2 separate regions of the Homo sapiens genome follow, and region 1 is linked to region 2. Evidence: read pairs that join two places in POLR2A ChIA-PET (ENCODE). Cell type or tissue: Panc1. All regions are shown on one strand. Each heading gives the region's core, and the rest is flanking DNA. Links, peaks and the distances in the headings are about the cores only. Region 1 overlaps LOC124902686 (a long non-coding RNA gene). Region 2 has its middle 4.4 kb from the start of ZFTA.

Region 1 (2,907 bases), core at 184-2,683, 410 kb after region 2:
CAGTTCACATGGTCCTTAACCCTTGGGAAGGGCTCTGATCCACTGTGTGCCATGGCTGCTGCTGAGCTGGCCTCACCTCAGTGGTCCCCTGAAATACAGAGTCTCTCCTCCCGCCCCCTAACCCAACCCCACATCTTACAGAGGCTATATATGGCCTGCGTGCCTAGGCTGGGGGGGCCCCTTGCAGGGTGTCTAAGCACATTGTCACCTCTGACTCTGGGCATCTACCAGTCCAAGGAGCAACACTCCTTCCCCCTACACCCTGAGGGGGTCCCGGGGGTCTGCGTCCAGCTGACGGAATTAGCTGATGGACTGGATGCGGGCTGTGAAAGAGGATGAGTCGAGAATGCTTCCACAGTTTTCAGCCTGAGCCGCTGAAAGAATAATGATGCCATTGGCAAGAGGAAGTCAAGGGCAGGCGGGGTTGAGAGGGATATTGGGAATTATGATTTGAGCACCCCGGGAAGTCTGTCAGCCATCCACACGAAGATGTCCAGATGGCAGCTGGATAGATAAGTCTGGGACTGGGGGGTGAGATCTGTGCAGAGGACAGGTTTATGGGAGTCATCTGAGATGGCATTTATAGCCACAAGACTGGCTGGATCTCCCAGGGAGGGGGGTGTGGATAGCAAGGCCCAGGACTGGGCTCCAGGGTTCTCTGATTAATAATTATTAGATAATAATTATCATTTTATTCCTTGAAGCATCTGGCACAGTGCCTGGCTCTATACAAGTCCTCGGAATTGGACAGAACTCTACAGTACTTTATTTTCCCCACTAATAAGGATGCCAGTTCTATCTTTGCAGAAGAGCTACAAGTTAGGATCACTCAGTTAAGTAAGAAATTAAGAGATTTCTTAGGAGTTTCAAACAAAAATTCCAGGTCTACAGAGCCCCAATTCTGAGCTGCAGCCCTTCCCTAACCCCTACTCCCCACTTACACTGAGATCCAGCTCTCCTAGTTTTTCTGATATTGAGAAAACTTTAAAGTTGGGAATTTGCTCTGCTGAGACTCAGTCACCCTCGCTGTACCTTCAGTGCCACTGCTGCAGGAACTACGGCCTCCAAGCTGACTCCAGATACAGCCTCGCCATGCCTCTCCCTACCCTTGACTGCAGCAGCACTGAAATAGCAGCGTGAATCACTCTGGGACGTCACGTGATGCCCAGGCCAGGACGCAGCTGTGGTTGGTGCGCCTGTGTTCCAGGGACCTGGGAGGAGGGCCCTGGCCGGCCAGAGTGGCTGCCTCCCTGTCCTCCTCTGAGTCCACCAAGAGGCTTGGAGAAGACTGAGTTGGTGGAAGTTGTAAGAGCTAACACTTCTGGGTATTCAGAGGTGGCTTTACTGTAACACTAAAGCAGCTTAAACATCGGGGACCCCATTTGTGCTCCTTCTAAAGCCACACACCTCATTTTTTGTGTTTCTTTTCTCAAAGCGAGCTCTCAAATTGTCATAAGCTTCAGGTCTGACAAGACTCAAGGCCAACCCGGGAGGATTATATTGTTCAATCTGCATAGTAACCTTGGGAAGTCAAGGGCACTTTATCCCCCCTACCTTACAGACAAGGACACTTAGAGCACAAAAAAGCCTTCCTTAGATTTCTTGAAAATTCTGGGCCAGGGCCAGGCATGGTGGCTCACGCCTGTGTAATCCCAACACTTTGGCAGGCCAGGGCAGGTGGATCACTGGAGGTAATGAGTTTGAGACCAGCCTGGCCAACATGGTAAAACCCCATCTCTACTAAAAATACAAAAAAAAAAAAAAAATTAGCCAGGCGTAGTGGCGGGCATCTATAATCCCAGTTACTCGGGAGGCTGAGGCAGAATCGCTTGAACCTGGGAGGCAGAGGTTGCAGTGAGCTAAGATCGCGCTACTGCACTCCAGCCTGGATGACAGAGTGAGACTCTGTCCCCCACCCCCCCCCAAAAAAAGAGAATTCTGGGTTGGGCGCGGTGGCTCACGCCTGTAATCCCAGCACTTTGGGAGGCTGAGGCATGTGGATCATGAGGCCAGGAGTTCAAGACCAGCCTGGCCAAGATGGTGAAATCCTGTCTCTACTGAAAACACAAAAATTAGCCGGGCGTGGTGGTGGATGCCTGTAATCCCAGCTACTCTGGAGGCTGAGGCAGATAATTGCTTGGACCCAGGAGGTGGAGGTTGCAGTGAGCCGAGATTGCACCACTGAACTCCAGCCTGGGAGACAGAGCGAGACTCCATCTCAAAAAAAAAAAAAATTCTGAATTTGCCCTGGCCTCAGCACCTTTGCATCTTCTGTGCCCCCTAGGCTTCTCCTCGTCCCATCTCTGACAAGCCTTCACTAACCACTCACCTCTGGGAATGCTTTCCTTCCCTGCCTCCCAGGTCATCTCTCTGTGCCTTGCCTTTTGTGTTCTCTGTAGCACTCACTCTTAAGAATTATCATTTGTGCACCGATTTTGATTTAATAACTCCATGTAGTTCTTATTCCGTAGCCAGGCAGTTCTTTTTTTTTCTTTGGAGACCGAGTCTTGCTCTGTTGCCCAGGCTGGAGTGCAGTGGCGCAATCTTGGCTCACTGCAATCTCCACCTCCCAGGTTCAAGTGATTCTCCTGCCTCAGCCCCCCAAGTAGCTGGGACTAGAGGTGTGCACTACCATGCGTGGTTAGTTTTTGTATTTTTAGCAGAGATGAGGTTTCTCCATGTTGGCCAGGCTGGTCTTGAACTCCTGACCTTAGGCAATCCCCAGGCACTCTTCTTCACAAGTTCTAAGTGCTTTATAAACTATCAAATCATGTAATCCTCACAACCACTATGATGTCAACACTTTTTAATCCCCATTTGAAGATGGAGGCAACTGAAGTACAGAGAGGTTGTGCAAGTTGCTTAAAGTCACACAGCTGAGAGTTTAGGTATCATCTGTTTCAGTAG
Region 2 (2,907 bases), core at 217-2,716:
AGGCAGCAGCCCCAGGGCCAATGGAGAGGAGGCAAAAGATTTGAGCAGGGCCACAGCACATCATGGTGTAAACTTCACTGCATTGAGGAGGAAGAGAAGGAAGAGGTGGTGGCAACTGGAGGATGAATACCAGCTGAGTGAGGAGGAGGAGGAGAAGGAGGAGGAGGAGGAGGAGAAGGAGGAGGAGGAGGAGGTGGCAACTGGAGGATGAATACCAGCTGAGTGAGGAGGAGGAGAAGGAGGAGGAGGAGGAGGAGGCAACTGGAGGATGAATACCAGCTGAGTGAAGAGAAGGAGGAGGAGGAGGCAACTGGAGGATGAATACCAGCTGAGTGAAGAGAAGGAGGAGGAGGAGGCAACTGGAGGATGAATACCAGCTGAGTGAAGAGAAGGAGGAGGAGGAGGAGGGGAAGAAGGAGAAGGAGGAGGGCAAGAAGGAGGAGGAGGAAGGGGAGGCGACCGGAGGATGAATACCAGCAAAGCCAGGAAAAAGGATACCTCTTCTCACCAAGGGGCTATTTCTTACCTAAGTGATATACCTAAAAGTTGCTTATGCCTGGGGCAGGGGTCAGGAGTGTTGAGGGCTAGTAGTGGTTCTAGCTTGAGCATATCAAGAAGATAGAATTACAGGACATGGTGTCTGCTTGAATGTGATGATCCGGGAAAGGCCCTGCTAACTCCCAAGTATCTGGATTGAGAGGATGGGGCTATAAAAAGAAAAGTAGATTTGGAAGTAGAAAATGAGGTTACAGGCTGGGCGCAGTGGTTCACACCTATTACAGCACTTTGGGAGGCTGAGGTGGGTGGATCACCTGAGGTTGGGAGTTCGAGACCAGCCTGACCAACATAGTGAAACCCCATCACTACTAAAAATACAAAAATTAGCTGGGCGTGGTGGCGCGGGCCTGTAATCCCAGCTACTCGGGAGGCTGAGGCAGGAGAATCACTCGAACCTGGGAGGTGGAGGTTGCAGTGAGCTGCGATTGTGCCATTAGCCTGGGCAACAAGAGTGAAACTCCGTCTCAAAAAAAAAGAAAAGAAAATGAGGTCACAACCTGAGAACTTTGGAGCCCATTTCAAACCCAGAACTCCTGATTTTTACACCTTACCTCTTCCATTCTCTAACTCAGATTCACTTAGTCCCCTGTGTGGTGTCTCCAGCCAGCCCTAGAACTTCTAAGGTTGTTGGTCCCAGCCTTCAAGGGCCAGCGTCCCCCAGTGGGGCAGCCTTCTCCTAGTGCTTCAGTGGCTCCTTGGGCAGGTCCCGTTAAAAGGAGGGCCACTGACAACAAAAACAGAGGAACTGTGAATTGTGTTCCCAAAGGAAGGTTTTTAAGGAGGTAAAACATTAACCTCCCTAGACCCAACTTTGTGACAAATTCTGGATTCTACTTTTCAGGATATCTCAGAACTAAAAAAAAACAAATCCTGGTTCTAAAAGTAGCCTTCAACATTCTCCAGAGAGCAGACCCAAACTCCTTCAAAAAACTAAGATCGGTCATATAGGCTGTAATGTTAAAGGAACTTTCTATGTAGATTGTAAATTAAATCATCCCTTGTAAAATCCCAAAGGAATTTCAAACTTAAGGATTATATCCAGGTCTAAGCCAAAACCTTGAGCTTTGAATGTGTGTGTTGAGGGGAGAGAGTGTGGAATTTTATTTAATTTAATTAATTTATTTATTTTTTTGAGATGGAGTTTTGGTCTTGTCGCTCAGGCTGGAGTTCAATGGCTCACTGCAACCTCTGCCTCCCGGGTTCAAGCGATTCTCCCGCCTCAGCCTCCCGAGTAGCTGGGATTACAGGCGCCCGCTACCACACCCAGCTAATTTTTGTATTTTTAGTAGAGACGGGGTTTCACCATGTTGGCCAGGCTGGTCTCGAACTCCTGACTTCAGGTGATCTGCCCTCCTTGGCCCCCCAAAGTGCTGGGATTACAGGCGTGAGCAACCGCGCCTGGCCTAATTTTTGTATTTTTAATAGAGACGGGGTTTCACCATCTTGGCCAGGCTGATATTGAATTCCTGACCTCGTGATCCACCTGTCTTGGCCTCCCAAAGTGCTGGAATTACAGGCGTGAGCCACTGCCCCTGACCTAATGTTTGTATTTTTGCAGACATGAGGTGTCACCATGTTGCCCATGCTGGTCTCAAATTCCTGAGCTCAGGCGATCCTCCCACCTCGACCTCCCAAAGTTCTGGGATTACAAGCATGAGCCACTACGCCCGGCTTCTTTCTTTTTAAAATTGTAAGAACACTTAACATGAAATCTATCCTCTAAACAAGCTTTTAAATGTACAGTGCACTATTGTTGACCATAGGCACTAGGTTCTACAGCAGATCTCTACAGCCTATTCATCTTATTTAACTAAAACTTTATGCTCATTGGCCAGGCGCAGTAGATCACGCCCATAATCCCAGCACTTTGGGAGGCTAAAAAGGGCGGATCAACTGAGATCAGGAGTTTGAGACGAGGCTGACCAACATGGTGAAACCCCCATCTCTACTAAAAATACAAAAATTAGCCAGGCATGGTGGCACACGCCTGTAGTCCCAGCTACCCAGGAAGCTGAGGCAGGAGAATTGCTTGAACCCGGGAGGCAGAGGTTACAGTGAGCCAAGATTGTGCCACTGCACTCCAGCCTAGGTAACAGAATGAGACTCCGTCTCAAAAAAAAAAAAAAAACTAGGCCGGGCGCAGTGGCTCACGCCTGTAATCCCAGCATTTTGGGAGGCCGAGGTGGGCGGATCACAAGGTCAGGAGATCGAGACCATCCTGGCTAACATGATGAAACCCCATCTCTACTAAAAATACAAAAAATTAGCTGGGCGTGGTGGCGGGCGCCTGTAGTCCCAGCTACTCGGGAGGCTGAGGCAGGAGAATGGCGTGAACCTGGGAGGCAGAGC

What was found. Peaks named below come from ENCODE experiments on the same cell type or tissue, not always from the same donor. Only the 100,000 strongest peaks of a DNase experiment are listed, where the experiment ranks them.
Region 1: POLR2A ChIA-PET joins it to region 2 with 9 read pairs; 4 of 35 experiments call an interaction of 5 or more read pairs at or near these places.

Annotation. Positions count from the first base shown.
Region 1 is chr11:64,180,564-64,183,470 of GRCh38, forward strand. It overlaps LOC124902686 (a long non-coding RNA gene), which reads right to left. Exons shown (of 2, transcript XR_007062712.1): 1 at 2,330-2,907. Among named protein-coding and RNA genes, the nearest start is that of STIP1, 4.2 kb to the right of the region's middle. RefSeq lists enhancers at 716-1,217, 1,042-1,091, 1,218-1,717. In Panc1, for the core only: no CTCF peak of the experiment used is centred there; a DNase peak (open chromatin) is centred at 1,188; H3K4me3 peaks cover 819 bases; H3K27ac peaks cover 1,199 bases.
Region 2 is chr11:63,771,747-63,774,653 of GRCh38, forward strand. No RefSeq gene overlaps it. Among named protein-coding and RNA genes, the nearest start is that of ZFTA, 4.4 kb to the left of the region's middle. In Panc1, for the core only: no CTCF peak of the experiment used is centred there; no DNase peak of the experiment used is centred there.